2 separate regions of the Homo sapiens genome follow, and region 1 is linked to region 2. A link is a loop called in an ENCODE intact Hi-C map of the cell type or tissue named here. Cell type or tissue: PC-3. All regions are shown on one strand. Each heading gives the region's core, and the rest is flanking DNA. Links, peaks and the distances in the headings are about the cores only.

The links. Peaks named below come from ENCODE experiments on the same cell type or tissue, not always from the same donor. Only the 100,000 strongest peaks of a DNase experiment are listed, where the experiment ranks them.
Region 1: a loop joins it to region 2, with 5 times the contacts of the local background. A loop is called at or near these places in 10 of 110 quality-filtered maps.

What each region holds. Positions count from the first base shown.
Region 1 is chr3:12,399,807-12,411,259 of GRCh38, forward strand. PPARG (peroxisome proliferator activated receptor gamma) reads left to right here. Exons shown (of 8, transcript NM_138711.6): 6 at 6,076-6,275. Among named protein-coding and RNA genes, the nearest start is that of TSEN2, 79 kb to the right of the region's middle. RefSeq lists enhancers at 5,697-6,896, 5,793-6,372. In PC-3, for the core only: no CTCF peak of the experiment used is centred there; a DNase peak (open chromatin) is centred at 6,095; H3K4me3 peaks cover 348 bases; H3K27ac peaks cover 3,571 bases.
Region 2 is chr3:12,466,323-12,477,775 of GRCh38, forward strand. No RefSeq gene overlaps it. Among named protein-coding and RNA genes, the nearest start is that of TSEN2, 12 kb to the right of the region's middle. In PC-3, for the core only: a CTCF peak has its summit at 4,998; DNase peaks (open chromatin) are centred at 3,989 and 5,089; H3K27ac peaks cover 4,981 bases.

The DNA.
Region 1 (11,453 bases), core at 3,882-8,881, 65 kb before region 2:
ATCCCATGTCTACCAAAAAAAAAAAAAAAAAAAATTAGCTGGGCATGGTCATGTGTGCCTGTGGGCCCAGCCACTTGGGAGGCTGAGGCAGAATGATTGCTTGAGCCCAGAAGGTTGCAGTGAGCTACGATCATGCCACTACACTCCCACCTGCGTGATCGAGAAAGACCCTGTCTCTAAAAAAAAAAAAAAAATTTTAAAGAGAGATGGGAAAACAACTTATTGGCAATAGCACATGTTCTTGTTTGTATGCAACAAACATATAAAAAGTAGAAAAATTGACCATAAGACATAGCCTTACTATTTTTCAAAAGCCTGATAATGATTGCAAATTCATCCCTTAGATGTGGAAAGACAAAAATAAGACTTGTCTTATTTCATTCTGTTATTTTCTATTGATTTATTATTTTGAAAACCTGCTTTAATTAACCTTAGTAATTAAGTAGCATTTGTCTTTAATGCTTCTACAATTAGGTAGATGTTTTAAAAACATGCCGATTAATTGTTTCTTAGCGTTATACCCAGATCCAAAAAGCAGGACATCTAACTATTCCATGTGCTTGGTGTTTGTGTGTTCAGCAATATCAGTACTAAATACACAATACAAATCTATAACATGCTAGTAGTAGCTACATTCAGCTCAATAGAAGTGTGTTGTATAAAGGAATGCCAATATGCTTTCCCAGAAGTTAATGAGTCTCTATCAAACCCAGTCTTCCTGAAGGGAGCCTACCAGCTCTGATATGGATAATTTTTTTTACCAAGATACCAGATTTCTCTGTAGGTGATGAATTATTCCAAATAGGAAACTGCGTGCCAGTGTTCTGGAAGTTGCTCTGTGTGACAGGTGCCAGATCTGTAGAACAGACAGAATGTAATTTTTTTTGAGCCTCAAAAACTAGACAAATACTGCTTTTAAAAAGAGAGCAGAGCATTTTCTTGAGTACTATGTAGACATTTGTAGAACTTTAGAGCTAAATTTAGAGCTAGAGGAAGGAAACTTTAGAATCTTCTTTTCTAAGTTCCTCATTCAGTAAATAAATCAGTTGAAGACCAGAGAAGTTCAGTAATTTTCTTAAAGCCACATAGCTAGTTTGTCACTGAGCTGAAACTAGAAATTAAGCTTCCTGACTGCATTCAGTGCAGTATTCATTCCCTTGCTTTCCAGAGAGGCCAAAAGTTCTTGCTCAGTGACTCACAGTAAGACATGAAGCATTTTCCTTTTAAGATTAATCAGCAGTGGTAGAAGATTTGGAAAAATACACTTGTATATGAGTACACTCAGCCTTTATAGTTCTGACCCCCAATGCAGAATGTTCATCTTCTATTTCTAAGGTCTGACTTCAGTCTTTCAGGAAACACCTCCCAACCTCCTTCGCTTTCCTCCTCTTGGTTGTCAGATTCTCCACATGAAGGGTAGAACCTAAGGCTCAAGAATTACTTAACTAAAAAACACCATCTCACAAACAATTTAAAGATGGAAAGATAGAAATAGAGATAGGCAGACAGATGGACACATAGATTAGGTTTTCAGATTCTGTTCTTTCTCTGTGGGAGAGGTCAGCGTGCCATGACTACCAGCCTGGTCTAGAACCCACAGCAGCCATAGTTACCAAGACCACAGCAATAAAAGCTGTGTTTGTTAAGCATTGCCATGCACCTAGCACTGTGTTAAACACTTCCTGTGCCTCCTCTCATCACCTCACGTGAGGTAGATAGGTACAATTATGTGGGACTCAAAAGCAACGAAATAATAAAACTGGCTTTTTTCCCCCTTAAAAAAGGTATGCGTGCCTCAGCTGAAAGACAGAAAAAAAAAAAAAAAGTAGGCAAATAAAAATCCTTGTTTTCTGTACAATTTCAGATTTGTGTATGTTTTATGGGAATTTAGTCTCACCAAATGGGATCGATTTTTCATTCCTTTTATGAACTTCTGGTGTATAAAAATGTTAAAATCACCTATATAATTGGTTGCACTGGTAGTTAAATGGAACCTAATTTGTAGCATGGGCATTTAACAATACAGATAATTTATTCATTAGAGTTAGCCTTTGGGGGGAACTTCAACTTACAAAAATACGTTTTAGTGAGATTATAGCAGAGGGATCTCACTTTAATATATCCTAATTCTAAAATGGTTTTTCGGGGTATTTTTTGGTTATATTTGTTAGGTGATAGAAAAGCAAGACTAGTAAATGTAGTAAGTGGCTATCTTTGGCTGTTTGTCCATTTAAATTAACTTTTTTGATTACCCATTAGGAAAAAATTGCTTTTCTAGGTGTGTAAAGTTTTGCATATGATTATAGCCTCTTACCTGTAAAAACTGAATCAGAGCTTAGAACCATGCCTGGCGCACAATAGTCATTCAACAATTATTCCTTGAATAAAGAGACAGTATTGTGTGGTCTGTGAAATAACAAAAGTTCAGGAGCAACAGACACTTGGTGATTCTAGTCACCTCTATTTTGTTATAGGATAACTGGTTTTCTCTGAGTTTTACACCAGAATGCCTTCTTCTTTTAATACGCCTTCTTACTTAGTGCTTTTCTCATGATCATTTTCCCAAACTTCCTAATGGACATAGTGTCTCATTTTCTGTCTGTTTTTAAACCTGATACTTTGGAGTTTAATCCATCAAACATTTATTGTTAACCTACTATGTGTATTTTGTTACACCTAGGAACAAAGATGAGAAAACATGTTACTCATATAATTTATATTCGAGTAGAATAACTGATATAAACCAACATCATAGTATAGTAACAGTTTAATACATGAGCTAATGTATGCATACAACAGGAGCCCAGCATTTAGGAAGCTTTTTATAAACTGTCCCAAACCCCAGGTTTTTTATATACTCCTAATTGAGTGGATGGATGGCCCATCAAAATGTCCCGTGGAAGACATATAATGTCAGAAGTTACCGAGTGACTCTGATAGGCTCTGCCTCCCCTACCCTCCGCACTCCTCAATTAGGAACTACTGGTGAACAAGAAATGAATGTAGTACAGCCATCCCTCCTTATTCCCTGGGATTGGCTCCAGGACCCACTCAGATACCAAAATTCCTAAATGTGCAAGTCTCTGATATAAAATGGCATAGTATTTGCATGTAACCTACACATACCCTCCTGTATACTTTAGATCATCTCTAGATGACTTATAATATCTAATACAGTATAAATACTGTATAAATAGTTCCTATGGCCAGGTGTCATGGCTCATGCCTGTAATCCCATCTCTTTGGGAGGTGGAGGCAGGAGGATCCCTTGAGCCCAGGAGTTCGAGACCAGCCTGGGCAACATGGTGAAACCCTGTCTCTACAAAAAAATTAAAAATTAGCCAGGCGTGGTGGCACACACCTGTAGTCCTAGCTACGCAGGAGGCTGAGGTGGGAGAATCGCTTGAACCCAGGAGGTCGAGGCTGCAGTGAGCCATGATTGTGCCACTGCACTCCAGCCTGGGTGACAGAACGAGACCCTGTCTCAAAAAAAAAAAAAAAGTTGTTATACTGTATTTTTTTATTTGTCTTATTTTTTATCATTGTTTTATTTATTTATTTTAGAGACAGAGTCTTGCTGTCACCCAGGCTAAAGTGTAGTGGCTCTATCACGACTCACTGCAGCCTCAAACTCCTGGGCTCAAGGGATCCTTCCACCTCAGCCTCCTGAGTAGCTGGGATTAGAGGCGCACACCACCACGCCCAGCTATTTATTTTTATTTTTATTTTTGTACAGACAGGGTCTCTCTATGTTGCCCAGGCTGCTCTCAAATTCCTGGCCTCAGGCAATCCTTTCACTTTGGCCTCCCAAAGTTCTGGGATTACAGGTGTGAGCTACCACACCCAGCCCATATTATTTTTTATTGGTTCTTTTTTCCAAATATTTTCAATCCACAGTTGGTTGAATCTGCAGATGTGGAACCTGCGGGTATGGAGGGCCAACTGCATAAGGAATTCTATCTGAGCAAAGTGGTCAGGAGGTCACAGAGGATTTTGAAGGAATATGCTATCTGGGGTTTTCTTTCCATTGTATTTCAAAATACAGTAGACAAGGACTTAATATGTGCCAGAAATTGTACTAAGTGCTGAGGATACAATAATGAACAAGATTCCTGCCTTTGTGGAGATTATATGGCAAGGGAGGAAAGAAAACATTATAGATTAATTCCTGTGATCAGTGCTGTGAGATAAGGTCATATCCTGAGGGACCCAGACAAGCCTAGCACCAGGGGCTGGGGTCACCAGTAGATAAAAATATGAACAACCATACCCCAGCCCCATGGAACAACACAGAAAGAAAATGGGGAAGAGTGAGTAGGGAACAGGATTTTTGACCAAAACCTCCTAGTTTAAAGGTTTCTATATGAAGAGGCCATGTACCAAGGATATATTCACTAAAAGTATCTAAATATAGGCTAATTCAATTTAAAGGAATCCCAACTGAGAGGTAAGATTTTCTTCCCCTCTAACACCCAAGTCTGGTCTCTAAGGAGGCCCCTACCAAACAATAGTTGTATTAGTCAGCGATAAAATTTATTTAGGGTCAATGGAAATGAATTTATGAATTTGAGACTCAAGGGTACATGTCAGTTTCTTCTTGGGAAAATCCAAGGTAATATTCACAGAGTACTCAGATGGGAAAGTTGTCGTGTGCTGTCATGTCTCATGGTAGAAATGCTACCCTTAGCATAATAACATATAAAATAACTATCTCTGGCTGGGCACAGTGGCTCATGCCTGTAACCCCAACACTTTGGGAGGCTGAGGTGGGTGAATCACTTGAGGTCAGGAGTTTGAGACCCACCTGGACAACGTGGTAAAACCCTGTCTCTACTAAAAATACAAAACTGAGCCAGGCATGGTGGCCCACCCCTTGTAATCCCAGCTACTCAGAGGCTGAGGCAGGAGAATCGCTTGAACCCAGGAGGTGGAGGTTGCAGTGAGCTGGGATTGTGCCACTGCACTCCAGCCTGGGCGACAGAGCAAGACTCCATCTCAAAATATAAAATAAAATAAAATAAAAATCTCTTTGTTCTGGGATTCAGCAGAGACAGAGTCTTGCTAGAGACATAAACAAATATGACAGTCTCTGCGCTCGAGGAGCATATAGTCTAGTGAAGCCGATCACCATAAAAACGCATGGCTGTGATACCACATCGTGAGTGTAAGAACAGAGCTATGTATGCATGGGGAACAGTGGACATGATGGCCAGGTACCCTTATTATGGGAAACATAGAACCCAAAGTGTGTTCCCAAAGGAACATGATTCAAAATAATATTTTGCTGAACATATTGGTAAGAAGGAAAGAAAACATATCTGAGTTGAAAAGTTACAGTTTATTTTTTCCCCAAACTAGTCCCCACTAACCCCTCTTACATTTTCCTTGTTGCTTTTCTTTCTTTCATTATCTTCTTTGACACTTCCTCACCCTACAGGCAGCCAGTTTGTCTTTCTGACAAACATCATTAAGTGGTAACTCTGGAGAGTCGGGAGATAACTATGGCTTCTCTCCGCTACATGTAAAAGTGCTCTCTGGACTAGTAAAATGTGATAAAGCACCATCCATATTTCTTTTTAACAGAGACAAACAAATCTTATAAACTCCCTGAGAACAAAGCCTATGTCTGTACAACTTTGAATTCTGCACAGTTTCGTATTTTAATTCGTGAAACGTGTTGATCCTTCTAGTGCCTGACCTTAGGTCAAGTGCTGGGGATACAAAGAAGGTGACCTTTGAATTGGGTCTTGAGGGATGAGTAGGAGTTGGTTCTCAATTATTTCACGTTTAAGTCGACATACTTCCCTCCCTTTGCTAAACTCGAATTCTTTCACTTTCTCAGCAGGAGTATGCATTAACTTTTAAAAATGAAAGTTAACGGTTTAATTTTTACTGATGGTCTGTGCTACTTTTGTGAAATAAAAACATGAGCAAAGTGGTAGACAGAAACCAGGACTCAAGAGCAGTGGAGGAGGAGGGCTTCTACTGTGTGGGAACGAGGGCTGGGAGAGCACAGTGTGTGTTCAGAGCAGTAGTAATCCAATGATTCATCCTGTCATTCCTCTTCCTCTATAGCCATCAGGTTTGGGCGGATGCCACAGGCCGAGAAGGAGAAGCTGTTGGCGGAGATCTCCAGTGATATCGACCAGCTGAATCCAGAGTCCGCTGACCTCCGGGCCCTGGCAAAACATTTGTATGACTCATACATAAAGTCCTTCCCGCTGACCAAAGCAAAGGCGAGGGCGATCTTGACAGGAAAGACAACAGACAAATCAGTTAGTTCTCTTCTGCTGTCTTCATTGGGGGAGGCGGGAAGTTGTTTTGGGTTTTTGTTTCTTTGAGTAAATGGTTTACTGCGCTACAAATGCACACACAGAATATTGTTCAACTGTTGGCTGTTAACATATTGCAGGCTGAGTCTGAAACGCAGGAAGTGTTTTCAGATAGCACAAGTCAACATTATTTTGAAAAGGGAGAAAAGTCCATAAAGTTTTTGAGAATAGTGTAACAATGTATTGGTCATCCTAACTTTAATGAATGAACTTAAGCCCCCTGAGCCTATCACCCTCTTTTAGGATCCATCTCCTTTCTCGGCATCAAAATAACTGGCCACAGCAATATTCATTCAAGCAGCCTTGCTTTCCTCTGGGAAGAACCCGACCTAGGTTTAGAAAAGGTATTGAATCCCACTATTTCACCTTTCAGGAGAACTACCAGAGTTACCTCTTTTTTTTTTTTTTTTTTTTTTTTTGAGATGTCGTCTCACTTTGTCGCCCAGGCTGGAGTGCAGTGGCACAATCTCGGCTCACCGCAACCTCCGCCTCCCAGGTTAAAGCGATTATCATGCCTCAGCATCCCGAGTAGCTGGGATTACAGGTGTGCACGACCATGCCTGGCTAATCTTTGTATTTTTAGTAGAGACGGGGTTTCACCTTGTTGATCAGGCTGGTCTAGAGTTACCTCTTAAGAAGTTCAACATGAGGCATAAAAATAGATTCTAGATATTATGTTACCTTTCTTTCCTTGTAGCATTCTTGATTATTCCGGGGCAACTAGAAGCTCTATCCTTTTATTACATATGTGAATTTTATCTTCTGCAAGGCTCTGAGCTGCCTGGACTACTTCAGTGGACTCTCCAACATCTGTTCACTCATTGAGCAGCACTGTTTAGAAAACCCAGAATGGGTTGTAATTGTTACTGAGTTAGGTTTTCCAAGCAGCAGAGCTCTTCTCTGACTGGAAACTGAGAAAACAACATGGAATTATAGAATAAAATTGTACCTGAATTCTAGTCCCAATTCTGCCATCAGCTTGGATGACCTGGATCATGTCTCTGTACCTCAGTTTGTTGTTGTTGTTGTTGTTGTTGTTTTGAGACAGAGTCTTGCTCTGTTGCCAGGCTGGAATGCAGTGGCGTGATCTCGGCTCACTGCAACCTCCACCTCCCTGGTTCAAGCAATTCTCCTGCGTCAGCCTCCCGAGTAGCTGGGATTGCAGGCGCATGCCACCATGCCCAGCTAATTTTTTTGTATTTTTAGTAGAGATGGGTTTTCACCATGTTGGCCAGGATGGTCTTGATCTCCTGACCTCGTGATCTGCCCGCCTCTGCCTCCCAAAGTGCTGGGATTACAGGCATGAGCCACCGCGCCCGGCTTTGTAGCTCAGTTTTTAATGACAGGGTTTGGCTTTGATTCTGATGTCTGCACAACGCTCCCAGGGCTGTAAGAACTGCAGAACACACTGAGAAGACACCGTCCCAGCCATGGAAAGCCCTTCTATGCAGTCATTTATTTTCACATGAACACCTCCCAGAGAGCTATGCAATGACTTGATAGATATGTGTAACTTTTCCCCTATTCAGATATATTGTTAGGAAAATCTCATTAACCTTTCATGTATTTTGATGACTATCTCAAGATGGTAGTTCTTCTGTTTAGCTAAACTAGTAAGAGTAGAATCAGTTAATAGAAAAAGGAAACTTATGGCATAAAGCCATATGGTAATAAGGACAATGAGTTTTCTGATTTGAAAATAGGTCTTTGATACCTCAACAATAATATACCTGGATTCAATTCTTTACAGTATAAAAAAAACCTTGCACATTTGTTAGGTTCGAGCCACATGCACCTGACTACTGCTATTATTATCCTCTTTATTTTAGAGATGAGGAAAATAAAGTCCAGAGAGGTTAAACATTTTGCCCTAAGACCCCACAGCAAGTGGGTAGAAGACCTGGGACTATAATGCAGGTTTTCTGGCCTCTAGTTCAGAGCATTCGTAGCATGCTAGCCCCTCAGTAGCATAGTACTTTAGGAAGCTAGTCTTTCCCACTTGCTGGTAGTAAGCCAGGGAGACATAATACACTAAGAAAGCTTCGGTCTGAGAAAACTTTCCATGATTGTTTTTTCTCAATTTTTAGAACAGTAGGAATTCTTCACCTCATCTGCTATCCCAACATATTCACAATTGGAAAATTTTTGTGCTGTTCTGTTCTTTTCAAATTACAAAAGTCCTTGACTAGGACTGCTGGCTTTTACATGCACAGGACTGCACAACACTGGTGTTTATAAAGCTCATTCGTTCAATGATAAAATTGGCCATAGCAAATCAAAAATAAATGAAGACCTCTGCGTAGCTGATTGGACTACAGAAAATAAGCCATTCATATCCAGGAAGAAAAAATTAAAAGGATTGCTGAAAAGGAAAGAGCCCTAAAGCAAACTATCTACAGTTTTGGTTAGTTTTCTTTTCTTTTCTTTTCTTTTTTTTTTTTTTTTTTTGAGGTGGGGTCTTGCTTTGTTGCCCAGGTGGGAGTGTCTTCTTATATTGGTCAGGCTGGCCTTGAACTCGGGGCTCAAGCCGTCCTCCCACCTCAGCCTCCCAAAGAGCTGGTATTACAGGTGTGAGCCACCAGCCATGGTTAGTTTTCATCAACTGCTTTCTCACCTTCTTTTCATCCTCTAATTCATACCTGCAATCCTTATTAGAAATCCTGTCAACTTAATAGTACCAGAAAGTCAGGCAAAAGACTGATAAAAAAAAAGCCTCGGTGGTCAAGAACTTAAAATTACACTACTGGTGTGCAACGTGCTCTTATCTGTGTTACTGGAGGACACCCTCAAGATACCTCACTCCAGTTGACTCCTTGGCTCTAAATCTTTGAGTTAAAAAATAAGGAGGTTCTTTATGGAATAAACAGGTATTAAGCTATTTAAAGGAGAGGGCTGCGAAATGCTTGATTATGGGCTTTTCAAGTTCAGAGGCCAAGCGTTTGTCATTTTCTTCCAGTAACTAGGACTGTGTCTTGCCCCTAATAGTTACTCAGACTATATTTGCTTAATTGAATTAAACACAGTTGCCTATGCCCTTTGAAATTCTGGACTTTCAACAGAGGGCCTCTAGCCCAATATTTGCTTACCAAACTGGACATCATTGATGATCTGGATTCAGGCAGGGTCTGGAAAAAGAGAGACTGGGCCAAATTAAAATAATCCATTCACTGATGACACAAAACTAAACTACAATTGTTTGGCACCCTCTCTTCTCCTTATCTTGCAAAATCAAATTAAGCACTAGTGGAAAGAAACAGTTCAGAGAGGAATATGGGAAAGGAAAAAAAAAAACCAAAATGTGATTTCCAACGAGACTAGAGATTTGTTCTTTATCTACATGGTCATGTTACTCATTTGATAGCATCTATCTCAGGGGTATTATGTTATCTCTTGGCCAGGACTCATGAAAGTTAAGATTTGCATTGATAGGAAAAGTTTTGCAGAAATATGGACTCTTGAGAGGGTGGGAGGTATATAAAAGTGGCTATGGCTGTGCAGCAGAGCAATTTGCATTTCTTATACACCCTGCTTGAGACTGATGTCATTAGTGTTGGTTAGGCCAAGGCTGGGGGAGGCTACTCAGAATAGTGGGTGACCAATTACCCAGAACCTTTGGAAAAGGAAATGACTTGATTGAAGAGGCCATTCTTTAAATGTATCTTACTGCTCAATTTCACCATTGCCTATTGTAGAATGCGCCCTGCCCGCTCAGCATTTGCCTCTAGGCAGACCAGGACTCCTTCCCCTCCCCAACTAATCTTCCTTCTCCTGTATCTTATTCCCTAGGGCCACTTGCACCTTTCAAAATGGATAAATTAAATTCCCCTGCTCCCCTTCTACCAACTTTAACATCATATCCTTGGTGTATGATGCCCTACTTTTCATTGTTTTGCCTAAATAAGAGTATGCTTGGGAATTTTAGGCTTAGGGCTGGGAAAAGATGGGATATGGAATCGTCAGCTATAGATTGCCGGACAAGAAATTTTAGGAGCAGTAGACCTTTCAACCGCCCTCAATAGGATGGAACTGACTGTCCCCACAACCTATTTCCCTTTCAGTGGCTTGCTCCAGCCAAGGCCCCTTATTTAAGAGATCTTTGTGCGCTCTGAAAACCATGCATATGCCAGAACTAGGTGCTCTGTTTCATGAAGGCAGTTTGATAACTGAATGGACTTTGGAAGTGCCCAGTGTTTGACTATTACCCTGGTGCGATGATCACACTGGGCGTATCATTGTCACATGATCCCATGTTTGTTGATGAAAATAAACAGTGGTTTTCAAAAACCATTTTCAGTGCCATGGTTTGTCATAAAACAATAAATAGAAAAGCGCTTGATGTACCTGCCAACTTTTCACCCCTATCTAAGAGATGGCGAAGCTCCGGCTGCACTCTGTCTGCAAATAAGGAATAAAACTTTTTATTTGTGCTATATTGGACTTTGGGTTCCAAAGCATCACATTGTTTATGGTAGGTACATGTGGAGTCACTGTATTTATAATTATAAGAGCAAACTGGTGCCATTGGAAAAAATGGTCTTTCTAAATAGTGTGTGAAATATGAAACTAGTGAAGAATAAAATCAATATGGAAATGTAAACTTCTATGAAAACATTTCCTTACCCATTTAAGTTTGTGCATTCTGAAATTTACAATGGCCATCAAACCCAGTGACTCAAAGCTATTGGAAAGATATCTGTCCTTTTAAATCCTACACTTACAGCTAAACAACGTATGGGTTCTTTTCCCTTTATCTCTGGAAAAGCCCGACTGAGCTGGAATTTGCTCCCCAAAGGAAAGACATCAGGCAGAATCCTCAGAGAAAGGGGCTTAGGGACCCCAGTAGAAATAAAATCAGGATAGTAGTGCCAATTCATTTCTGGGGCTGCTGGAGAAGTTAGGCTTCTGGGATCATTCATCCATGTATCAATATTAATAAAATAAATTCTTCTATTGCCAGGACTGTCAGGAATAGCTAAAGATGTAAAAGATCTAAACCAGTGTGTTCTTTCAGAGAATAAGTTAAAAATAATATTTTATAGAGTTAAAAAGAAAAGCACTTGGATTTTTTTTTTCCAATGGCTGGACTCAGTTGGCCAATACCCTTGTTTGCCTGCTGAGTAA
Region 2 (11,453 bases), core at 2,803-7,802:
TTCAGAGTGTAGACAGGGAAATGCAGCAAGGAAATGCAAATGAAAACTGCTAGACACCACTGTACCTCCAACAGAAAGACTAAAATGAAAAAGACTGACCATTGGCTGGGCGTGGTGGCTCATGGCTGTAATCCCAGCACTTTGGGAAGCCGAGGCAGGCAGATCACCTGAGGTCAGGAGTTCGAGACCAGCCTGGCCAACATGGCAAAACCCTGTCTCTACTAAAAATACAAAACTTAGCCAGGCATGATGGCCCATGCTTGTAATCCCAGCTATTCGGGAGGCTGAGGCAGGAGAATTGCTTGGACCTGGGAGGTGGAGGTTGCAGTGGCCAAGATAGCACCACTACACTCCAGCCTGGGCCAACAGAGCAAGACTCTGTCTCAAAAAAATATAAAAATAAAAATACTGACCATAGCAAGCATTGGTGAGGGTGTGGAGCAACTAGAACTTTCATTCCCTGCTGATGGGAATGCACAATGGTACAGGCACTTAAGAAAACACTTCTGTGGTTGATTATAAAGTTAAATATGCACTTTACCATATGACCTAGCAATTCTACTCATAGGTATTTTCAAAAGTGAAATGAGAACATACAGCCACACAAAGACTTGCACATAAATGTTCATAGCAGCATTATTCATGATAGCCCAAAAGTGAAAACAACCCAAATGTCCATCAACTGATGAATGGATAAAAAAAAATGTGGTCTGTCCATACAATGAAATAATATTCAGCCATAAAAAGGAATGAAGCATATTGATACATGCTATAACATGTATGAACCTTAAAAACATTACACTAAATGAAAGAAGCCAGACACAAAAGGCCACATGGTGTATTAAGTCCATTTATATGAAACGTCGAGAAGGCATATCCATAGACAGAAACTAAATTAGGGTTGCTTAAGGCTGGAGGAAGGAGTGGGGGGATTACCAAGGGATGCAGAATTTCTTTTTGTCGTACTAAAATATGTTCTAAAATTGACTGTGGTAATGGTTGCAAAACTCTGTGAATACCTGTATAGTATACTAAAAACCAACCATTGGTATCTCTCTGCTTGGCTTAAAATACAATAAAATTAAAACCACCCAATTATAAACTTTTTTTTTTTTTTTTTTTGAGACAGAGTCTCGCTCTGTCACCCAGGCTGGAGTGCAGCAGTATGATCTTGGCTCACTGCAACCTTCACTTCCCAGATTCAACCCCTACCTCCCCACCAAGCGATTCTCCCGCCTCAGCCTCGCAAGTACCTGGGATTACAGGTACACGTGCCACCACACCTGGCTAATTTTTATATTTTTAGTAGAGACAGGGTTTTGCCATGTTGGCCAGGCTGGTCTCGAACTCCTGACCTCAAGTGATCCTCCCGCCTCAGCCTCCCGAAGTGCTAGGATTACAGGTGTGAGCCACCGCACCTGGCCCCCAATTGTACACTTTAAAAGGATGAATTGGTATGTAAATTCTGTCTCAATAAAGCTGTTACTTAAATAAGTGAATAAAGAAATAAATTGTGGTGATGGATGGTAATCATTGTTCAGCCCAACCCCAGCAGTCTTGCAGCTGGAGAGTCCCATAATTAGCAACCTGCAGATTGAATCAGGCTGCGGGAGCTTGTTTGGCTAGTGGCATTTGAAAACAGTTTATGATCTCCTTGCCTTCAGGCCAGGTATGCTTCTCCAGTGCTCTGTCAGGGCACACAGGATACTCATTTACACAACCTGATTGGCTTGATATGTTCAGCCTTGTGCGAAGTCAGGGGACCCCTGGGAGCCCAGAGCAGAGGGGACAAGGCCCTGACCTAGCCTAAGCTTCTCTAGAAGCTCAGAAGCCACTGTACCCAGCACTGTCATGGGTGTTACATAATAAGATGATGCCACGCTGGCCAATAGGGCTAACTTGTTTTTAAACTGGCAGAGTGGACTCTAGGATTGGGCCCATTGTCGGTGTGAGACTGGTCTGATGTCCCATTGCATACTCTTTTGCATAACAGCAATAGCAGACAGCATTTATGGAGTGCTCACTGTGCGAGTCCTTAGTATGTAGCATCTTATTTAACCCTGGCCCCAGCCCTAAAGGGGAGGTCCTAGTGTTACCCATTTGATGGTTGTGTACCTTGCTCCAGGCCACCCAGCTGTAGGGAGTGGAGCAGGGATTGGAACCCTAGTCCGGACCCACGGTTGGCTTCACTGGAGCCACAGAGACAGAGACCGAGGCATCATTTGCTCCTACCACACTGTGAGAGGGCAGAGGCAGGGAGGAAACAGGGCTTGTCCACAGGTCCGACAGCCAGAACCAGACTATTTCGTCCCCAGACTCTCCACTCAGTTCTGTTGGTGCCACTTTGGTTCTCACATCAGAAGCACAGAGGAGCAGTGCATTTGCCCCGTGAGCAACAGGCGAGGAGGGGCGGGGAAGCACCATGGCCTTTCTATCCTGAGATTGGGAAGAGCTAGATGTACGAAATTACCAGACAGGAAGGAGTATCTGGAGAGCAATTTAACATTGATAGGGAGGGAGGGAGGGAACGAGGAAGAAGGGAAGGAAGGAAGGGAAGAGGGAGGGAAGGAAAGAGAGAGGGAAGGAAGGAAAGAAAAAAGAAAGGAAAGGAGGGAGGGAGGGAGTAAATTCCTTGCAGCCCACTGAATATTTATAAGATGAGTGGTGTTATTTCTTGGTTGTTTGGTTGACTGGTTGGTTTTGGGGATCATCAATAATGGACAAAGCATAGGTTCAGCTGCCTATTTGAATTAATTCCTGGATTTTCTTATTTAAGAAAACTCTGGCAGCCAGGCCCTGAGCTCCTGCCTGATTGTCCTTTGGCTCCCTGACTCTCTCTCCCATTTCTTTTCTCTTTCTTTTTTTTTTTTTTTTTCTTTTTTTTTTTGAGACGGAGTCTTGCTCTCACCCAGACTGGAGTGCAGTGGCGCTATCTCAGCTCACTGCAATCTCCGCCTCCCGGGATCAAGCGATTCTCCTCCCTCAGCCTCCCAAGTAGCTAGGATTACAGGTGCCTGCCACCATGCCTGGCTAATTTTTGTGGATTTCGCCATGTTGGCCAGGCTGGTCTCAAACTCCTGACCTCAGGTGATCCACCCACCTCGGCCTCCCAAAGTGCTAGGATTACAGGCATGAGCCACCTGCCTGGCCTCTCCCTCCCATTTCATAGAAACACTCAAAATCACAATCCCAAATCTGAAATCCTTATCCATTGAAGAGATCATGAATGGGCTGGGCTCACATTTAGAAACAGATACAGGAGGCCAGGAGCCGTGGCTCACACCTGTAATCCCAGCACTTTGGGAGGCTGAGGTGGGTGGATCACGAGGTCAGGATTTTGAGACCAGCCTGGCCAACATAGTGAAACCCTGTCTCTACTAAAAATACAAAAAAATTAGCTGGGCATGGTGGTGGGTGCCTGTAATCCCAGCTACTTGGGAGGCTGAGGCAGGAGAATGGCGTGAACCTGGGAGGCGGAGGTTGCAGTGAGCCGAGATGGCGCCACTGCACTCCAGCCTGGACGACAGTGTGAGACTCCATCTCAAAAAAAAAAAAAGAAAAGAAAAGAAAAAAGAAAAAAAAGAAATAGATACAGGTCATTTTATTATAGAAGCTCATGTTAAACTTCACGTAATTAGCCCAGAAAAGAAGCTCACGTCACGCTGAGTGGTGATGGCAAGAGTAGCTGGCATTATTGAGCACCCGCTCCCAGCCAGGTACTACGCACATCATCCTCAAACCTCTCAGTGTCCTTGCAGGGGTAGCCCTGCTTTCCCCATTTTACAGATGAGCGACCCGTGGCTTAGGAAGATCATGTCACACAAATGCCCGCAAGTGCAAGCTCTCGATTTTTCTAATCCTTGAGAGTGGATGCTTTTTCTCTTCATCTATTTTGTCTTGGCTGATGGCTGGTGATACAGCTTTCTACAATTGGACCAACTTTCCCTGCCCAGCTCTTTCACAAACATTCCAGGTGGATTTATCATCCTGTGGGCTATATGGGACATTCTTATTCATTAATCTGCAGCAGAGCCCAAAGACAAAAGCAAACAGGAGACTCCATTCATTTAAAAAAAAAAGTGAATTAAATAGTACTCATCAAAAGAACTTGGTCAGGCCAGGCTTGGTGGCTCACGCCTGTAATCCCCACACTTTGGGAGGCTGAGGTGAGCAGATCACCTCAGGTCAGGAGTTCAAGACCAGCCTGGCCAACATGGCAAAACCCCGTCTCTACTAAAAATACAAAATTCAGCCAGGCATGATGGCGTGCACCTGTAATCCCAGCTACTAGGAAGGCTGAGGCAGGAGAAGCGCATGAACGTGGGAGGTAGAGGTTGCCGTGAGCCAAGATCATGCCACTGCACTTCAGCCTGGGTGACAGAGCGAGACTCCATCTCAAGAAAAAAAAAAGAACTTGATAGAGCTTTAAAAAATGCATTTACAAATTCATTTCTCCTCTTTACTTCATTAGCTCAAATAACATATTCTTTTCTGATAGCAAGGCCCAGAAAGCTACCACCTGCTGCTGTTTCTGCCTCTTCTGGCCATTCAACAAGTGTTCACTGATGACTCTCGGGAGAAAGTCAAGGCACAGAGATGAATAAGGCCCAGGCCCCGCCCTGCAGACCCCCAGGCCACTGGATGACATCCCTCCTGAAAGAGCAATGAATGCCAGGCCTTGTCTGATAAGAGCTATGGAAAGGCTGTCATGAAAGTGCAGAGAAGACAGAGGGCTTTCCTGCCTAAGGGAATCAGGTGAGGCTGAAGGATGGGTAAGAATTGGACAGGAAGACACAGTGAGGAAGGGCGTCTTGGAGGGCCCAGTTTCTTCCTCTCCATCGTTGTGGCTGATAGACATTGCATATGCCAGGACTGTGCCACCCACTGTATCCACATCGCTCCTGCTGAGGCTGCTACCACCCCCACCCCCACCTTTCAGATGAGCAACTGAAGTTCCAAGAGGCTAAGCCGCTGCCCAAGGTCCTAGGTGCGTTCCAGAAGCAGGCTTTGAATCCAGCTCTCTTGGCGCCCCTGCTGTTAGGTTGATTTACTGTTTTCAAAGAACCTTCAAACACGTTATCCCATTTCATCTTCCTGTGCCTGGGGTTTCTCTATGTCTCACCAGCCTGTTGGCACAGATGAGTCACCCTGCCCGTAATAACGTGAATTTTACTCTCCCAGCCTCCCCCTCTGCTCGCTCACCCCGGTCCTCCAGCCACCTGCACAGCCTCGCCCACTTCTGGCGGGAGTCCCCGGGGTGTCTGTGATCTCCTTTTCCTCCTCAACCCCACTCATTCAAGTTCACTGCCCAAGGAGGCAGCTGGAGGTCACTCCTCTTCCCTCCATTCCCGGTGTGTGTTGCTTCGAAAATTCTTTCCCAGCACCAGGGCTAGAGTAAGGTGGCTGGCGAGGAGAGGGGAGACCATGGTTCTACTACCCACTGAGTGTGGGACCTCAGTGGCCGCCGTCATCATCCTTCTGGGAGCCTCAGGTTTCTTATCTGTGAAAGGAAAGGGGTTCAGTTTCATACATGTCCCTCTGAGCAGCGGTCAAATGTGATACAGTAAACCAAGGGCCCTAAGGAAATTGGAGAATCAGCTCCCAGCACTCCATGGGACACACACATCAGCAGTCACACCTCCAGGCCCCATGTGTTGGGGGTAAGTGCCATAAGGGAATGAAACTGGTGGGAAGGGCTGTTCCTGGCTCGGGGGGCCCATATGGAGGCCGTTCCTCCAGGCCTTAACACAAGCCAGATCCTGCTCTCAGAATTCACCAGCATTACCCACAAGTCCTCCCGGGGGCCAGCTGTGGCAGGAACCAGTTGAATTCCCATGTTAGAGACAAATAAACTGAGGAGGCTCAGAGAGGCAAAGTCACTTGTCCAAGGTCACACAGCTAGTCAGTGGTAGAATCCGGTAGAACTGGGTCTGAGGGCCCCCCCGTCAACCCAGCCTCTTAACTGCTGTCTTCACAGAAAAGGGGCCAGTACATCCTGGCACTGAAAAATCAGCGCAGCCGTTCAGCACTACCCCTGCCTATAGGAATGATTCTCTGGATAGAATCATTCGTCATTTCCTCATCTGCACAGTCAGCTAGAACAAGAATTCCTGGAGCTCAAGTAGGCTCCAATGGGGATCTGCTCCCAACTCACAGAAAAGATTAAGCTGACGGCCATGGCAATTTCAACTGAGTTTTCCTTCTTTGTCGTTTTCTGAAACCTTCAGAGCCTAGAGCCCCTTGTTCCTGCTGGGACTTCGTGTGTGATAGTATCTGGCTGACCAGAATTGTCGTAATCATGAATATCATCCAGCACTGTGCTGAACCCTTCACACACCTTGCCTCATTTAACCCTCACCATGACACCGTGGGACAGACATTTGATGTTTGTCTTGCAGAGAAAAAAACCAAGGCTAGAATAGGAGAAGTGTTTGTGTCTTGCCAGAGGGGACCCAGGTAGTAAGTGACCAAGCTGGCACTTGAATCAGGTCCATGTAGCCCTAAAGCCTGTGCTCTTAACCACCACCTTGGACTGAGTTTCTTATTTTCCGCTTTCTCAGTAGTTCTCTACCCAGACTGCACATTTGAAATACCTGAGATGCTTTTTAAACATACTGTGGCTAGGCCCATCTGAGACCAATGAGGTCAGTCTCTCTGGGACCCAGATTGGAGACCTTGGCTCTAGGAAGTTCCTGCGGTTCCAACAAGAGCACCTGAGCCTCAGCTTGATCAAGTCTGACAAGTTTCGGAAGTAGCAGGAGAAGGGTGTGGGGCTGCGGGGAAGAGATGGCCTGTAGCTGATTCTTCTCCCTCTCACGTTCCCTTCCACTTCTTCTCCTCTTCCAGCCCACCCAGGAAGTGGCCTCCAGCCTCCCTCGTGGTCTGAGACCATTTGGCATTTGGGATAAGGATTTCTATGTGGCCCCTATCCCAGATGGTGTCTTGTAAGCACGGCACGTCATGGGTGCTTAGCAAACATTTGTCGAACAGATTCTTGAAAGACTCCTCCATCCGTTGCTTTCAGGCAGATGAGATTGCCTGGATTGATTTTGCAGGACTTGAAAGAACATCCACAATGGGCCCCAGTGTCACCCACCCCAGCAGGTCGCATGCCCCTCAGCAGAACCCCCAGGTGCCCTTGTGCCACACTTTTCCCAGCAATCTGTATTAACTTAAAAAAAGAAATCCTTTCTAATTTAATAGGTTGGAAACAATCTCGGTTTTGGTTTGAATTTACATTTCTTTGAATACTGGTGAGGATGAACTTTTTTTCATACGCTTATTAGTCATTTGAATTGCTTCTTCTGTGAATTGTCTGTTCCCAATTTACTAATTTACAGAGAGAAATGTAACTGCCAAAGGGACCGGATACACGTGTCCTCCAGCCAACACGTCAGCTCCCTGCAGGCACACTCCGCAGAAAGCCAAGTTCAAATCAAAATGGTGCTTGGTGAGCACAGAATGAGAAGGGAGGGGTCAGTTATGGGACTCCAGTGTTTAGCAGCATCGGGGCGAGCTAGACCTACCACGAGGCTCCCCCAAATCCTTGGCCTGGGTCCTCTTTTTCCTCCTCTTCCCTCTGCCTCCCTGGCTACCCAAGCTTTCTTCAGAAGGACATGTATATGTTTTCTTTAGAAACTCCACTGCATCCATTTAGGGCTGTCTCTGGCCTAGTTTCCCTCTGGGTTGTATACTTGAACTCTCAGAGGGCAATCTTCATTCCTTTTTTAATATGTATTTTTTTGAGACAGGGTCTTGATCTCTCACCCAGGCTCTTGATTTCTCACCCAGGCTGGAGTTCAGTGGTACCATCATCACGGCTCACTGCAGGCTTGACCTCGCAGGCTCAAGCAACCCTCCCACCTCACCCTCCCAAGTAGCTGGGACTACAGGCCTGCACCACCACGCCCAGCTAATTTTTGTATTTTTTTTAGAGATGAGGTTTTGCTGTGTTGCCCAGGCAGGTCTTGAACTCCTAGGCTCAAGTGATCCGCCCACTTCAGCCTCCCAAAGTGCTGGGATTACAGGCATGAGCCAATGCGCCCAACGGCAATCTTCATTCCTAATCCCTTGCCTCCTTCGACTGCCTACCCAGGGGTTTGCAAGGGGTAACTCACACGTTTTGGGGTGTCTGCCTCCCTGGTTGTCTGGGAATTGTCCCCTTCCCTCCTCCAAAGCAACTCCAGGGGGTCTGCCAAACTCCACAATGCAGTCCATATTTGGAGCATTTATATACTTGAGCATTTTTCTGGAGTGAGAATCAAGCCTCTCCCTAGACCCTCATAGGAGTCTCTGACCTCCAAAAGGCTAAGATCTGTTGCTACCAAGGACTTTGAGAATGCAAAGGAAGATGCTAAATGGTGTAAACCCAAGAAAAAAAAGAGAGGAATCAGACAGAGGGGCTCTGGGGGAGGGTAGATGCATGCATGGTCAGGGAAGGCTCCTGGAGCAGGAGATTGAGCTTGAAGGACAGGCAAGCCTTCACTCAAGGAAGGGAGGAGTAGAAAGAAGACTGTAGGCGCACAAGGCCCGGCACCTCTCCCCTGGAGTAGGCAGCAGCTTCCTCCCTGCAGCCTCTCAGCCCCCAGGCCTCCAGAGCCATCTTCTAAAACCACATCTGGCTGAGACTTTCCCTCCTTCCTCCCTTCCCTGTGGCCCTGTCGCCCTTGGTATAAGACCTAAGCCCCTAAGGACAGCATCTGAGGCCCTTTCACAGCCAGGATCCCACTTTCCTTTCCAGGCTTGCTTCTCCCAGGCAGGCTGCCTGATGGTTCCTGGATATGCCGTGTGTGTCCACACCTCTGGGCCTCTGCTCAGGTAGGTCCCTCTGCCTGGGGTGCCCTCTCTGACTTGGTCAGCTCCTCCCCATTCTCCAAGACCCAGCAAAAGTCCACTCCTCCAAGAAGTCTTTCCTCAGCCTCCTCCTCCTGGGCGTCCCTCAGTTAGCATTGGCCACACTACTTGAGAGTCCAACTTTCCAGAGCTTCCTCCCCTGCTAGACTGTGAGAGCTTTGCCATCAAATATCGCCTTGGGTTTACTTGGGTGTCCCAACCCTCCAGTGTAGAGATGGCATACAGGAACTGAATGGATGAGCAGGTCACTGAGCAGACACGCTGGGGAAAGCACCACGTGGAGGGAATCAAGAGAGCTGGATTCTCATTCCAGTCTTCTGGCTCCTCAGGTAAATTCCTTCTTCTCTCTAGACCTCAGTTTCCTTGTCTGTAGAAGGAGAACATTGGGACTTGACTATCCTGCAATGCTATTTATTAAGACTTACCCCGTACGAGGCCCTATTCTAGAAATGTACATACTATGATGATAGTATGACGTATATACTAATAGTAATGTAGATAACTATAAGTATTTCTGGTCAAATGAAAATATAAAGACAAAGTCCTTGAAGTTACTTGCGGTCTAGTTCTGGAACCAAGGAAGGCAGGACCAAGACCTTTTAGGGGAGTGTATTCCATTATAGGAAACATCATGCTGCTCTTGGCCCCCACGAGGTCCCTTGGGGAAGGGAAATAAACATGGATGTGACAGTCAGGCCGAGCATAGCCCAGATCCCTGCTCTGTACTCTGTAGATGTGTGACCCTTACAAGTCTCTTTACCTCTCTGAGCCTTGAAAATTGGAGACTGTGTAGCTATCTCAGAAAGTTGCTGTGAGGACTCCCTTGGATGTAGGACTCTGAATACTAGGAATCCTTTCTTTTTAGTCCCATGGAGTATAAGGAAAGGGAGGGAGATTGGACAAGGGACTCCATGCTGTAAGCCTCAGTTTCCTCATCTGCCAAATGTCCCCATAACAGCCCCCTCTGAGGGCTGGTTTGAGGTAAACTGAGGTCGAGGGTAAAGCAACTGCACTGGGCACTCAGTGAATGCGAGCTTCCCTCCAGCCTGGCGGTGGGGCATAAACTCCGCTCCATCTTCTTGGGCAGGTTTAGAGCAAGGGATTCGGAAATGCTCTGGAGACAGTCAAGAAGGAAGCACAGAAAAGGAAGAGTCAGAGGAAGCCTCTGGAACACGTGAGGATTTGCCTTCTCCCATCAGAACATGCTCTTAAACAAACAGCAAGCTTCCTCCATTAATAAGTCCTGTGGAATGCACATGAGATTTTTTTTTCCTCCTCCTTTTTGCTGATTAAGTTCCCCCAAAACCCCCTTAAGAATTTTAATAAGAAATGCAAAAATCAACAAAAGTCCAGCAAACCCTTTCCTGTTATTAAATAAAGGGAAAGTAAATATTGCAAATTGGACATATTTCATAAGAGGATGTTTTGTTTGGGTGAAAAAAATGAGAAAGAAAAGAAAAAGCTATTTGCTGTCTGGCAGCAAATATATGTCTTTGCTGAGTTTTGGTTTCAAATTTGATGACTGGGGCATTATTCCTGGTTTGCCTGGAATCCAGGCCTTTTGATATCTGAGGCAGATGTACCCAGGCAAGCAGGAAAGCCAGGTTTGGGCCATGTTCGGCCTCTTCTTCCGTATCTCTTGTGAGGAGACCAGAGTTTTTCAGCCACCCAGGAAATTAAAATTCTGAGCTCAGAGGTGGGGACCTACAGGGGAGTCACATGCAAGACAAAAACAACTTGCAACAAAGAAGATATGTATGTTATTTTGAGAGAGAAAGAGAGGAAACATAACACTAAAGGTTGTCTGTACCTTCTTTTTGGATAAGATATGAGATCATAAAATACATTGTACATCAAATGCATCAACATAGGCAAAAGGGCCTGTTGTGTTGGAGGACGTGGGTTTAAATCCCCCTGTTGTCACTCTTAGCTGGGTTACCTTGGGTAAATTATTTAACTTCTCCGAGTCTTACTTTCCTCATCTTTAAAATGGGGAGAATAAAAATATTTACTAACAGAGGCGTGGTGAGGAATCGAAGAGTGGGAAAACAGGCTGATGAAAGTTAAAACTCTAGGCTCAATGTGTACTCATATTATTTTGTGTACCATGACAAATGGAAAGGAAGGGAGGAAAGAGGAGAAGCGATGGTCTTTTATCACTTGGTAGTGAGGAACAGTTTCCAAAGAACACTCGGGATCGTGATTTCACATGCTGGTCAGCACAGCTCTGGGAGGCTGGCAAAGTGAGGACTGCCCTTTTATTCCAGTTGGAGCACCTGGTGCCGGAAAGTGGGCGTGGTCTGTCAAGAACACACATTAAGAAATGGTCTATGTAACCATGAGTTTAGAGAAAATGACAAAAAAGAAGGTGGTAAAGGGTGAGAAACTAGAAGGTGTGACCACTGCCAGCCACCCTGCTCCCATAGGAGGAGCCACATTTTCACCAGGGCCCCTGCACCTGCTCCTCAGTCCTCTGTTTCCTCCTTGAAGTGATCCTCACCTGGCGCTCACTTCTCTCTGGCAGGGACAGCAGTTGCAGGGTGGTGGGATCATTTGTGGAATGCCGGGACTGGGTTCTTACCTTGGAAATGCTGACGAAT